2 separate regions of the Mus musculus genome follow, and region 1 is linked to region 2. Evidence: chromatin loops called from intact Hi-C (ENCODE). Cell type or tissue: left cerebral cortex. All regions are shown on one strand. Links, peaks and the distances in the headings refer to the core of each region. The heading gives the core; the rest is flanking DNA. Region 1 overlaps Smad5 (SMAD family member 5). Region 2 overlaps Slc25a48 (solute carrier family 25, member 48).

The links. Hi-C counts contacts between places; a loop is a spot of excess contacts. Peaks named below come from ENCODE experiments on the same cell type or tissue, not always from the same donor. Only the 100,000 strongest peaks of a DNase experiment are listed, where the experiment ranks them.
Region 1: it touches region 2 in a loop (2.7-fold over the local background); 6 of 42 quality-filtered maps call a loop at or near these places.

The regions. Positions count from the first base shown.
Region 1 is chr13:56,723,397-56,730,146 of GRCm38, forward strand. Smad5 (SMAD family member 5) reads left to right here. Exons shown (of 7, transcript NM_008541.3): 2 at 33-600; 3 at 4,008-4,259; 4 at 5,114-5,233. The coding sequence starts at 198. Among named protein-coding and RNA genes, the nearest start is that of Smad5, 24 kb to the left of the region's middle. In left cerebral cortex, for the core only: no CTCF peak of the experiment used is centred there; a DNase peak (open chromatin) is centred at 3,353.
Region 2 is chr13:56,471,844-56,478,593 of GRCm38, forward strand. Slc25a48 (solute carrier family 25, member 48) reads left to right here. Exons shown (of 8, transcript NM_177809.4): 8 at 87-520. Among named protein-coding and RNA genes, the nearest start is that of Il9, 7.0 kb to the right of the region's middle. In left cerebral cortex, for the core only: CTCF peaks have their summits at 2,830 (motif pointing left) and 3,682 (motif pointing right); DNase peaks (open chromatin) are centred at 3,700 and 5,730.

The sequences.
Region 1 (6,750 bases), core at 888-5,887, 250 kb after region 2:
GACTGAATCAGGCTCCCTTTGCCCTCTTTCAGGACTTGCACTAAGAAGAAGCCTATGGCACCTGTCAAGTTAAATGTCACTCCCCGCCTCCACTTGGACTTTCTGCTTAAGACCTGCATGTGACTTTTCACCTGCGAGCCACGCTTTTGGTATCTACTGACTTTGATTACAGGAAAGTGTCTGAAGATTTGTATCAAATGACGTCAATGGCCAGCTTGTTTTCTTTCACTAGTCCAGCCGTGAAGCGATTGTTGGGCTGGAAACAAGGTGACGAGGAAGAGAAATGGGCAGAAAAGGCAGTGGATGCTTTAGTGAAAAAGCTGAAGAAGAAGAAGGGTGCTATGGAGGAGCTGGAGAAAGCCTTGAGCAGCCCAGGACAGCCAAGCAAGTGTGTCACGATCCCCAGGTCCTTGGATGGACGTCTGCAAGTTTCTCACAGGAAAGGCTTGCCCCATGTTATATATTGCCGTGTTTGGCGCTGGCCAGATTTGCAGAGCCATCACGAGCTAAAACCATTGGATATTTGTGAATTTCCTTTTGGATCTAAGCAAAAGGAAGTTTGTATCAATCCATACCACTATAAGAGAGTGGAGAGTCCAGGTAAGTTTCACTGTCCTAAGAATTAAAAGCATCAACTTGTCTCTTACCAATTGCATACAACTAGGCTTATTAGCGAAAAGGCTGTATCAACCTTTTTAAAGATTCCATTTTAGAAGGAATTCTAACTTTTCAATTTAGTTTTTGTGAACACCCCATGCCTGCTATTGATAAGCACTTTCTCTAGTAACACCCATTTCCTTTCTGCGGCCTACATGTTTCTGTCATGCTAAACACATGTTCCATATTCACACGAGGTCCTTCTCTCCTTCTCTCCTGTTTGTTTGGGAACTTTGTTGTCAAACACTGTCAATTTTTCTGGCTTTACAATTTTCTTCTCTTACATGTCTTTCACTAAATTATTTTTACTTTCTGCGCCTGTGTGTATGTGTATGTGTGTGTATGTGTGCGCGTGCATGTGCACACGCGCTTCTGTCATGGGACATATGGAGATCAGAGAACAAATCTTAGGAGTTGAGAGGGAGGCCTTTCCTTACTCATTTCTCATTCTTCAGTGCCTAGAATAATACTCTTTTCTAGGTACAGTGGTCAGTTTTTTGTTTTTGTGTTTGTTTTTGTTTTGTTTTGTTTTACAGTGAATTAATTACATAAGCTGATATCTTAGTCCTTTTATTGCTTCTTAGCAGACTATCACACAGACTGGATAAATTCACTCAACTGAAAAGAATTAAACGCAAAACCAACGTGTACCTCCCCAATTTGCATGTAATTAGGTTTACTAACTAAAAGGTTACTTTAGCCTTTGTTAAAGATTAACAATAGAAATCGTGGCGGGCAGAAAGTCCAGGATTAAGAGGCCAGAAGGTGAGGGTCTTGTAATAAACTCTCCTGTAGAACAGAAGAGTGGCATGGGTGTCAGTGAGCCGGAGAGGAGGGAGGGGAGCGAGGTGCACAAAGAAACCTACTTTTAGTTTTCCTTTGGTGCCAGCATCAAATCCAGTCTTGTGCATTTTAAGCAAGTACTCTACTGTGGAGCTACACCCTAGCCCAAGCAACCTGTTCGTGTAACAAAGAGTCCACCTCCACAATGACATCATCTCATTACTTCTGGTGAGAGCCCACCTCTCAACATTGCCACGTTTCCAGCTTGTGAACTTTGCAAGATAGATTCACCACAGCAGCTGAGATACAAGTTGGGTTCTTAGTTATTTTAGTTGCTACATAATAAATAGCCACACATGTGGTAGTTTAAACCCAAAACACATGTATTACCTTATATTTTCTGGGGGTCAGGCATTAGTCACTTTAGCAGCATCTTTTATGAGTTTCTAGTCAAGGTGTTGGTCAGGGCTGGGTTTACCTCGGGAGTCCAGATGTGACAAGATTTAGTTCCTGTACAGGGCATTGGATGCTTGCTGGTGATTGGCTGAAGACCGCCTTCATTTGCCTTTTTCCTCAGTAGGTCACCTGTATGTCTGCTCTTGCACTGCCATTCTCTCTCACAGTAGTAGATTTTCCTTCTACAGACTATCTCTGATAGCATGCATGCTTGTGATGATGGTAACGAGAGTTTTCCTGCAGGAGGGCAATGAATTCTTAAACGCTTCCCCATTACTTTGCCCATAATTCTGTTGGTTAGGAGCATGTCATAGGCCATATGCTGAAGGGGGGAGGTTTATCCAATTACATGACTACACAGACTCAGTCTTCCATACTGGAGGAATTGTAAGCCTTGAATAGTTGAATGTGGAGGCTAAAAGACTAGCAGTGACCTGAGTTATTGGTTAACATTAACCATGAACTTTAGAGCTGCTGCTCTATATGTGAGGTGGATCTCAGTTTCTTATGAAGCCCAAGGAGAGCTATAATATGAGGGAATTGAGGAAGAACAAGGCGGATTTAATGGAGGAATATTTTCTGAAAAATTCTCAAGCTAAGCATTTGCTAGCAATCCATCTAAGAATTGTATCTGTTCCTTCTCACTGTCAGCGTTTGAAGACAGTGGGCAGTAGAATGGTCTTCCTTTTAGTCCACCTTATCATTCCATATGAAGCACAGCAGTGGTTTGGAAATGCCTTGCTAGTTCACCTGATGGATAAATAAAACCTTCATGCTTGGCTGCAAGTCTACACCTCTCCTGGGGAAGGGGTAGCTTCACTCGGGAGGGCTAGCCTAGTTAGGGCTCCTTGACCAGCTAGGGACGGTAGGTGCCTCTCCTGGTCCTGTGCTAATAAAGGAGGTCGTTTGTGACTCTGGCTGCACTGAGCACTGGTGGACACGTGTGCTTTCCTAACTCTGGTACTCTCTTGTGTAGAGTTAGAGATGGAGAAAGCACCAACATCCCACAGCAATAAAGTCTATGTTTACTGTTGTAGACAAAGTAGCTAAGCCTTAACTTATACAAGAGTGCACAGAGTGGCATGAGGAAGTGTCACAGAGAGAAAAAGATAATAAAAGGTATGATGAGCATGAAAGTAAGGCCGGCGAGGTGTGCCAGTATCTGTTTGACTAGAAAGAATTATCTGTTGGCTGAGGTTATGAGTCCTGGGGTTATGATTTTACTATATATTTATTACCTGTAACCTCAGGCAAGTTAGAGAATCTTTCTGTGATTTAATGTCCTCTTCAGCTGGATAGTACGGCTACTAATGACCTTACAGAGTTGTCAGGGAGATTCGGTTAGTCAGTGTCTGTGTTAGTGCTTAAACATTATGTTCCCCAAGCTAGTTTGAAATGAAGGATCATTTCTCCAGAGAGATCCAAGTAGAGCATATGGGGAGTGGGCAGAGAGGAAGTGTTCACACACCCAGCTACTTAGAACTGAAAACTGCGAGAGTCATTCAAATAAACAGTGGAAAAGAACCACAGATGAAGTTCTACTTCGAGGGCTGATTTTGAAGGAAAGACCAGGCCTGTTGCTTCATTGAGGAGATGTTACCAGTTCAGTTCTCTAAGTGCTAAACATGAGCCCTCTTACTAACTTTGAGAGTGGTCAGCGTTGGGAATGTAGATTTCTCAGGGTTCCACGTACTGACCTCAACTCCCTCTGTAATCTTATATCTGTGTAGATCAGTGACTGTCTCTTCCTCTCCTGTCTGCCTCTCTTCACTCCTGGCATCCTCAGGTGACGTCCTCTTGGCCCTGTCAGGTGTTGTTATTTTCAGTATTTGGTACTCTGCCGGCTGCACATGCACAGTTCTTGAATTCTCGTTAGTTGCATTAAGTGCTTATTATGGCTGTTTTTCGATGCCTTATGTGCTTCAGATAGAGAGTGCCGTCCTTTATGAACTTCCTGCTTCCAGAGTCCTTCACACAGGCTGAATGCTAAAGGTGTTGGGGTTTGGTTATAACATAAATACAAATCCAGATTCTGCCTTTAATCACCACCCCTTAAAGGTTCCTGACTGGCTGTGACTTCGTTTTCTGATTGTTTTTTGTTTTTCTTTCAGTCTTACCTCCAGTATTAGTGCCTCGTCACAATGAATTCAATCCACAACACAGCCTTCTGGTTCAGTTCAGGAACCTGAGCCACAATGAACCGCACATGCCACAAAACGCCACGTTTCCCGATTCTTTCCACCAACCCAACAACGCTCCTTTCCCCTTATCTCCTAACAGCCCCTATCCTCCTTCCCCTGCTAGCAGCACATATCCCAACTCCCCAGCAAGCTCTGGACCTGGAAGTCCATTTCAACTCCCAGGTAAGACTTTACTGATAGAAAAAATGATCTCTAAAACTAGGCACTTGTTTTAAGTGCTGGTCTTCTGAGTGAACTATTATATAAGATCTTGCTGTTGATGACATATTCTTGAAGAATTTATTTTTCAAGTTCTTTTATGTTTAAAAATCTGGAAATTGGGGAATTAAGTCTACGTTTTTAATTTGCTGTTAAGAGTTATCTCAAAAACAAATGTGAATGCATCATCTTAGATTTCAGTGCCATATATAACTCTGTCTCAAGATACCCTATATAAACCTTGGGGAACTTCTCTTCAGTTTTATAGTTATTGAGAAAAGTAAGTCTACCTGTAACATTTGCAAAAATTCACAACTCTGAGTGTTAGAAGCCCAAAGATTTTTATTAATTTAATAAATAAAATTAATAGATTTTAATGCCCATTTACTAGGGCATGATGGTTCCTAGGGCATTGCAACAGAATGAAATAGCTGTTGCTACTGTTAAAGCAAACTTGGAGTGACACAGCAGTATGTGATGCTGATGGTACTGTAAAATCACCTGTGCTGTGTGTACTGGGTGATTTGTAGCCTCAGATTGCTGTGCAATAGCTGCAGTGTCTTTGAACATAGATTAAAGGAAAGAAACTTGACCTTGGGTTCCAATTTATTGTTAATCCTGGTATCCTGGATTACCAAGGGTCTGAGTTAATCCATGCTTGTAATAGGTCTGCAGGAGAGGCTATGTCTGCTCTTGAACAGTGTGTGTCGTACATCTGTATGTGCTCAGTAATGAATCCTGCTGATAACCTTGTAACTTAAAAAGAATGAAGACCTTACTCTTCGAGGAATTAATGTGTCTCGTTCTCTTTCTCTTAGCTGACACCCCTCCCCCTGCCTATATGCCACCTGATGATCAGATGGCCCCAGATAATTCCCAGCCTATGGATACAAGCAGTAACATGATTCCTCAGACCATGCCCAGCATATCCAGCAGAGGTGAGAGCAGTGCCCTGTTGTCTCTTGTTGGGATTATGTTTTCTTCTTTTAACATCTTGGCCACTTTTCTTTACTTTTTTGCAGTGCTAGGAATTCAACCCAGGGCCTCATACTCTAGGTAAATAATCTCCCACTGGGTTTTTCCAACTCTTGCTCACTTGTGAAAGAACCTTGACTATAAAGTCGATGTGAGTTAGGTTAGTGGATTTGGCAACTATGTGACGTTTGGGATCAAAATGTAGAGGTTTTTTGTTTGCTTGGTTTTTTTTTTTTTTTTAACCTATTTGTTCTTTTTGGCTATTTGTTCTTTGTGAGATTTACATCATGCACCCCAGTCCCACTCGTCCTCCCCCCCCCCCCCCTATACCTGCCCTCCCACCCTTCAACATCCCCCACAACAGAGAAAATAATCTCACCCTGGAAGCTGTAGTGTGTCCCACAGTGCACCCTTGTCCACAATTCTTGGCTTCTGATGACTCTTCCGTGTGGTGCGGCTTCTTTCTCTTAGCACGACAGCCTTGAGCCCAGTGTATGTTATATTTGTCAGGTTCAGTTACTTAGGTGAGTAGTGTTCCCTTGTGTGCCACCTTTGTCTGCCCGCTCTCCACTGAGGAGCTGCTGTGCTCTGCCCACGTTTGCACTGCTGTGTGTAAACACACACAACACAACCTGCTCAGAGGCTGCCCCAGGTCTGCGGCTGTAGTGGAGTGGAGATTGTGGCTCTTTGGTTATGTTAGGCTGTCGGTTGGATTATAGTGCTCAATTTTTCTGTATCCTTGCTTATTTTCTTTTTAACTGTTCTGTCCAAATTGAGAGTGAAAGATTGGAGTCTCCAACAATTAGGATAGAATTATATCTGTTTCTACTTTCAGTTCTTTTGATGTTTGCTTCATTTATTTGAGGACTGTTGTCAAAATGTTGAGTTCAGTAATAGGAATACATTCAGCGTTGTGCAGCCATTGGCGCTCTCTGCTTCCAGAACTTGTCATCCTCCTATGTAGACTTTGTGCCCATCATGAATTTCCTGTCCTTCCCCCAGTCCTTCCCCCAGTCCTCATCAGTAGTTACCCATGTCCTGTCTGCACTTTCCTGTCTGGGCATCTGATCTAGGTGGCTTATCCAGTACCTATCTGTCCTTCTCCATTTGGCTTCTTTTTGTTAGCTTGACCTTGCCAAGGGGTATACATGTCACAGAATATGTTCAAATAGCACTTCTCATTAGGGAAGACTACATTCTAGTCTATGGCATGGCACCTATGTTTTATGTATCCACTTATCTATCTATGAATTCTTGCCTTCATTCTGCTTTTTGGCTGTTGCATGGCAGGCTGTTATTTGAATCTCTTTGTACAGTCCCATCTCCCTGAGTGCTACGTGTATTTGGGAGTAGAATTGCTGTTCTATGCTAATCATGTTCAACCTTTGAAGCCACCACACTCTGTACAGCAGCAGAGCAGCAGCAGCACTGTGTTCCCAGTGCACTACATAAGCATTCCAAGTCCCCTCCAGCCTTACAT
Region 2 (6,750 bases), core at 1,178-6,177:
CCCACCCCCACCCCCACTAGATCTCCAACAGGGAAAAATAAATGTTTTAAATCCTGCAACAAAATCAATGTGTTTTTGCGTTGTAGGATAATATAGAAACTACAGAAAGAGCAAAGCAAGAATTCCTGTGATCACCATAAGGTCCAATTGTAGCCTGAAACCCAGAGCCGACTTTGCACAGCGCAGCTGTCTTCCTGCCTAATGGCCCAGAACCATGTCCGCGTCACGTGGTTTAAATCTTCAGCTACAAAATGGCTTTAGAAGCAAGACCTCAGATCCTGGAGTGACTGGGTACTTGTCCTTGTTGTCACACCAGGCCACTCTTGGCCACCCTGAGGACTGGCTCTTTAAGGTGGCTGGAGGAAGTTTCTAGAGAGCCAACTCGTGGCATTTGAGGCACGGTATCCACGCCAGCTGGAAGCTTTCCTTTCTGAATGTCCTCTCCCTTGCAAAGGGTTGGGAAACCCGTCTCCTTAGGAAAAAAATACAAAACCAAAACAAAATAAACCCTCTAAGCAGCAGCAGTGAGAGCTGGAAGAGACTGTCTCAAGTGGGACAGAGTGACCCAGCAGCATAGTCTCCCCCCCCATCCCCCCCATCCCCCCCATCCCCCCCATCCCCCCCATCCCCCCCATCCCCCCCCATCCCCCCCATCCCCCCCCATCCCCCCCATCCCCCCCCATCCCCCCCCATCCCCCCCCATCCCCCCCCCCCCGTCCCCGACATGGTTTCTCTCTGTAGCCCTGCCTGTCCTGGAACTCACTCTGTAGACCAGGCTGGATTCGAACTCAGAAATCTGCCTGCCTCTGCCTCCCAAGTGCTGGGATTAAAGGCGTGCGCCACCACCGCCCAGCTAGCAGCACAGCCTTGAACAAGGTGTTTAACATCCTGTTCTAACCAGGAGCCACGGACACCAGGCCTGCCAGCAAGCCTGAGCTTTAACTTACAAAGGTTTGGAACAGGCCACCGTCTGCAGCACAAATGTGAACTCTTTGAAGATGTGAACAGCAACGCCGCCCTCCTCACCTAGTCCCCAAAATGGAGGAGATGGTGTATCTCAGATGACCTTGGAACACTCATTGGAGACCCTAAGAAATGGTGGGATGGGGACGGTCTCCAAAGTCCCAGGCATAGGGTCAATAAAAATTGTTTCCAAATACATACCTGGGATAGAGGACTCCCTAGAGTCTCGGGGAGATGGCACCTTCCTTCCTGTCCATCCCTAGTTCTGTGTCCTTCCATGCTACTCATAGCAGAGCCGTGAAGCTCAGTGGTCAGCCCTGTATGGGGTAGTTCGTTGTCATGGGGATGGCTTGAGGAAGAGGGTCCCAGTCACTCATAAACCATCCTTAGGTTTCCTCATGAGTCCTGTGTTATCAGTCCATGCCCTTTCAGGATCCTGGTAGCAGATCCCTTCCTAGAACGGAGCTGTGCTATACTCTGCCCTGATGTGTATCCTCTAAACCTGGGAGCTTGCTTTCTGTTTACAAGGAGCTTCATAACCAAAGAAAGGAGATGCGCTCTTCCCGTGACCCCTTGTTTGAACATTTACAAGCAATCCCACACAGCCTTCCTGACTGACTGCAGCACGTGGTGATCACTACCGCATCTCTGTGGCATGAGAGCCATCTCCGGGTGGGTTGTCCAAGCCTAGATCCTGCTGGCTGAAAAAAGAGAACTCGTTATGTGGCCCCTCTCCTCTCAGGGCTACTGTAATCTGAACAGACCTCATCCCGAGGCAGATGCTGACAACACCTGTAGAACCAGCAAGAACAAATTACTGGAGAGTAGGAAGACCCAGCCATCTCTGCCCAGTGCCAGGTGGGCCACAGCCATCATCCTGAGCTTGGACTCCCTCCCTCCATGATTGCAGACTGTTTCTCTCCCCAGTCTAATGATGGAAGGAAGCAGCAGACCATGGACCAGGCAGCCACCATCTCTTTCAGCTCTGGATTAGCACCTGAGAAAAACAGGCAAGACATTCTGTGCCCACGGATGATGAAAACCCAGCATAGACTTGCGCTCCCAAATAAAAGCACCGTAAGCCCCTTGGGTTGTTTCTGTGTGACATGCAGAGCTCTCTCCCTGGCTTCTGAGAGATCTTGGTCACCTTCCTCTCTATCCAGTTTAGGTCTGTGGAGATGTTGCCATCCCAGAGAGAAACCAGTGTGTGTCATTTTCTTCCCGGTCCTCGAGATTGAGAGGGAGGGCTCGGTGTCTAGAAAAGAACATATAGGATAGGAATATCCAAAGATTCTCTCCCAAGCCTGAGCAGTGTCATGTGATGGTGTCGTTGCGTGGCAGGTGACAGCCAGAGCTTGCAGGGGTGGGTGTTCTGTGGACATGACTTTTATGTGGAAATCATAATAAAAGGCACAGTCTGCTTTCCAGTGTGACGTCGTGCATCTGTCTTACCTCCTTTGGGAACCACCTAGGAGGTAGCACTGCTATTGTGTGGCATGCGTCCACATGTGTGCTTGCAGCAGCCACACCTACCGCACCCCCCAAACCCCTCTCAGCACACACGGCTGGATGTGGCTTCAGAGTCCTGCCCAACACTGTCACCTGGGCAGCCACCACCAGCCACGCAGAAATGTGGTCCAGGGTGATCTTATACCCCAGTGAGGAACTGTCCTCACAGCCATGTAAACAAGCCTTTAAGATCTTCCTTGGGGGCTGGAGAGATGACTCAGTGGTTAAGAGCACCATCTGCTCTTCCAGAGGTCCTGAGTTCGATTCCCAGCAACCACATCGTGGCTCACAACCATCTGTAATGAAATCTGACGCCCTCTTCTGCTGTGTCTGAAGATAGCGACAGTGTACTCCCATACATAAAAGAAATAAATCTTTTTAAAAAAAGATTTTCCTTGGTTTGCCCCAAGGAAGAGGTAGTAGGGGGATCCACCACCTCTATGTGATCTAGACCGAGCACCAAATCACAGCTGCCTCCCCCACCCCACCCCACCCCAGAGGCTGACATAGCCACTCTCCCCTGTGTAGATCACAGGTGTTTCCTCACAGTGCTCTCTCCACATCCATCCTCCACAGCTCTTGGAGTTCAAAGCCCCCTCCCCTGGGCAGCTCTGAACCCAAGGCTATGGAGCCCCTGGTGACTTAGTCATCACACGTGTGTTGAGCACCTGCTGTGTTGCAGGCACTGTCTCCAGGGGTAAGAGCGGAGGAGCCCCAGCAGAGTTTTCATTCTAGTTTACTAGACTCTAACAGGAAGAGGCTGGCTTCATTCCCACCACAGCACCACGGGCAGGTACTGAGGGTGCTGGCAAGGAGATGCTCCTGGTGTGTTACAGGATGCCGAGATGGACCCAGAGTACTTCCTCTATCCCATTCCAGGATATGTCGTGTAGGCGTGCCCTGGTGCCTGCCTTGGCTGCACAGTTGGGTTGGAAGAGTGGTGTGTTCAGAGGCCAGTCAGGATCTCCCACTGTGTGCTCCTAGATAGGCAGAGAGTTTACTCCTCTGTAGTGAATGCATAGAAGGCAGCTGGAAGCCCTTCTGCTCGTCTGAGACATCGCTTGCTGTACAGTCCTTGCGAGATCCCATGTGCACATGAGAAAACAGGAGTGGAGAGGAAGGCAGTATCTTAGAGTCATAAGAAGTTAGATTTTGGTCTTGTGGGACACTGTCTCTCAAAAGCCTGTTTGGCTGATATGCCATAGAATCACCACTTGATGGCAGCAGACATCAACTAAATCCCAAGGCTGTCTGCTAGCTGGTGACCTGTAGAGCATGGGTCCTGGGCACTTCCCTCCCTGTCTCACTGTTCGCCTTGCCCCAGGGTGCTGTCCTTTCCTTGGGTTCCAGCCTCAATGCCTATCTGCATAATCTCCACATGTTCTGCCCACGTGGGCTTCTCTTTTCCTCATCTATAAAAAAACAAACAAACAAAAACAAAAACAAAAGCCAGTCTTCCTCCGCGATTCGGGGCTGCTCAGCTTTCTGCTCGGAGGTTGACAAAGGGTGGATGATGTATCTGTGTACCCTGGGCCTGGTCTGTGTGAAACCCCGAGAGCCCCAGCTGCCCCTTGGTGTCTTCATAAGCATGCTTTGGAGTGGGGTAGATGTAAATACTGAGTCGGTCTTCGAATGCTCAGGACACAGGACAGGTTATTGGTCTGGGTTCTAACTCCCAGAATCCTTTGTGCTAAACTGTTGTCAAAGAAGATTCCAGAAGCATGTGATTCAGTTGTGACATTCAGGGAGCTGTATACCCAGAGAAGCGTGACTTCTGGCCACTGGCCGAGCATAGAGAGGGCTCACTGGGCTTGGTTTCCCTGAGCATGGAGGGGGCCCCTCTGGGTTAGGTAACCCAAGTCCTAAGAACGGTGTTCACGGTCTCATAGCACGCCATCTTTCCTGCACCTGCATGCTTACTATGGTTGTGGAGTCATCGAACCGCGTCCTTGGGTGCGTGGATGCAACTTGTTTTTATTTTCTACCTAAATTTAACTGTCCTCCTCCTCCCCCCAGCTGGCCTCACTTCTCCCACCCCCACCCCACTAAGCCCCATTCTATCCAATACCCAGGAGTGGGTCTGGGGTGTGATTTTGCCACTTGTGGGGAAATTTTAGGAATTCCAAGTGAAATGTTCAACTCAAGATGGCTCCCTTTTCCGTTTGGAGGTGACTTTGGATTCTGAGGCTGGGATACAGCCTCAAAGGATACAGCCTCAGGAACCCCAGGTGTGCCCTCCTCATCCCAGGTGTGCCCCCTCCTTACACCAGGTGAGCCCTCCTCACTCCAGGTGTGCCCTTCTCACCCCAGGTGTGCCCTCCTCACTCCAGGTGTGCTCCTTCCTTACTCCAGATGAGCTCTCCTCACTCCAGGTGAGTCCTCTTCACTCCAGGTGAGTCCTCCTCACTCCAGGTGTGCCATCCTCGGACTTTGTCTGCAGGAGTGAATCTTTTTTTTACTCAACTTTACAGACAAGCCAAGGGAAAGCACCAAGCTGGCAGGTGGTTTTGATGTGGCAGCAAGCCTGGGTTTCTATTGCTCGGCCTCTCCCCCTTGCAGTAGCTGGTGTTGTCTTCTGAGACCATCCCAACCACCAGCATCCGCCTGCCCCTCCCTGCGATCCTGAATGAGTACAGTCAGCACAAACCACAATGAGTAGTCTGACTCAGAAGACCCAGATGCAGGGGAAACCACCCGGGTTGCCATGAAGCCAGCCAGTCAGGGTGCTGCAGAAACCTCTGTTCCTCCTGGAGATGACCCAGAGCCAGAGGGAGCATATGTGAGCCCCAGGCTGGAGTAAAGCTGTCTTGTACACTCAGCTCCTCAATCCCTTAGCGACACCCTGAAACCCAAACAGCTCAGCCAACTCAAGGTTGTTGTGACTCTTTCGGCTGTCAACCTTAACCTATCCGTGTGAACGTTCTTGGGCTTTGAATATTGATGCGTTTAATTACAGAATTTTGCCCCAGGTCCTGTTATGGGTGTTATGTAAGGATTGGCACATGAATTGTGCATTAACTTTTGAAAGGACTAAAGTGGGTGAAATCTGAACCCTTTCTGACCTTTGCTTGCTGGATAAGTGAGTCTGCCCTGGGGCTGCGGTGAACCCATCTGACCCTCAGGCTGTCAGAGGAAGTAGTGTAGAAATCTCACACAGATAGGAGAGCGACAGAACGGGGTGGGCAGAGAGAGGGGTTGGCAAGCAGAACCAGCTGGAAGTGGCTCTCTGCTTTTCAGTTTCCACCAGCTGAAGGCTCTTGGGAACGTCTCCAACCTGGAAAGCTTCGACTCTCATGCTTATAAAGAAGAAATGCCAGTGTCTACTTCCTGCCAGTCCCGAGTTCTGCCTCCTGGTACAAACAGAAACAGTGCAGAATGTGAAGTGTTTGATCTGATGATTATTGTAAATGAGTGGCACTCCCTCAGCATCTCCTGTCTATCACACATTGAGTGATAAGTTTGGAAGGATTTGCCTCATTTTTGGGGGTGGGGGTGGGGGGCAGGAACCACAGACCAGAGTTAGGCACAACACAGACTCAGACACCCTCCTTATTCAATGCCCTGTGTAGAGGCATTGAATAATAGTTCTGGAACCTTCATGCATGAAGACAGAACCCAGGTTCTGTTCCCCCTCACACCTCTGTATCAGCAGGTAGAAGGGGAGAGGACCATTTTCTCTGCCAAAGATCCTATCCTTGACCTTGTGTCTGCCAGTGTATCAGTCAGGGCTGAAGGGGCCAAACAGATGGCCTGAAGTCTTCTATCCGGGATAGGCAGGTAGTATAAACCTGCCTGGAGGTGTTGCAGAGACACCCACAGAATGTTCTGGGTCCAATCTATCCACCAGGCATGCATATTCTTGACCCAGTTCCAGTTGTGCCCTTGCACCCTGGAGACCAGTCATCTGTTCAGGCCACATTCACATGGCGCCTCCTGCAGGGCAGTTCAGTGCTAGTCCAAGAGTGAACGGAGTTGGTCCCTGGAGAGCCTGGGTATGATTGGGAGAGGCAAGCAGGCATGCTTAGCAGGCCGTGAGCATCGTGGGACAGAGACCAGGAGTGGGTACTGCGGTGGGATATGTAGGGTGTTAGGCTGAGGGGAATGGTTGCATCCGCATTCTGCCAGTCATTCAGTATGATTCACGGATTTTGTTGGCTGGCCCATGGTGGGCACTCTCTGAGCAGGTTCCAGGTAAATAGGCCACGTTGCTCTCACACTTCCCTACTTCAAGCTCTCACCTGAAGAGACCCTGTTCTGGGACCCAGCTCCAGACGTGGT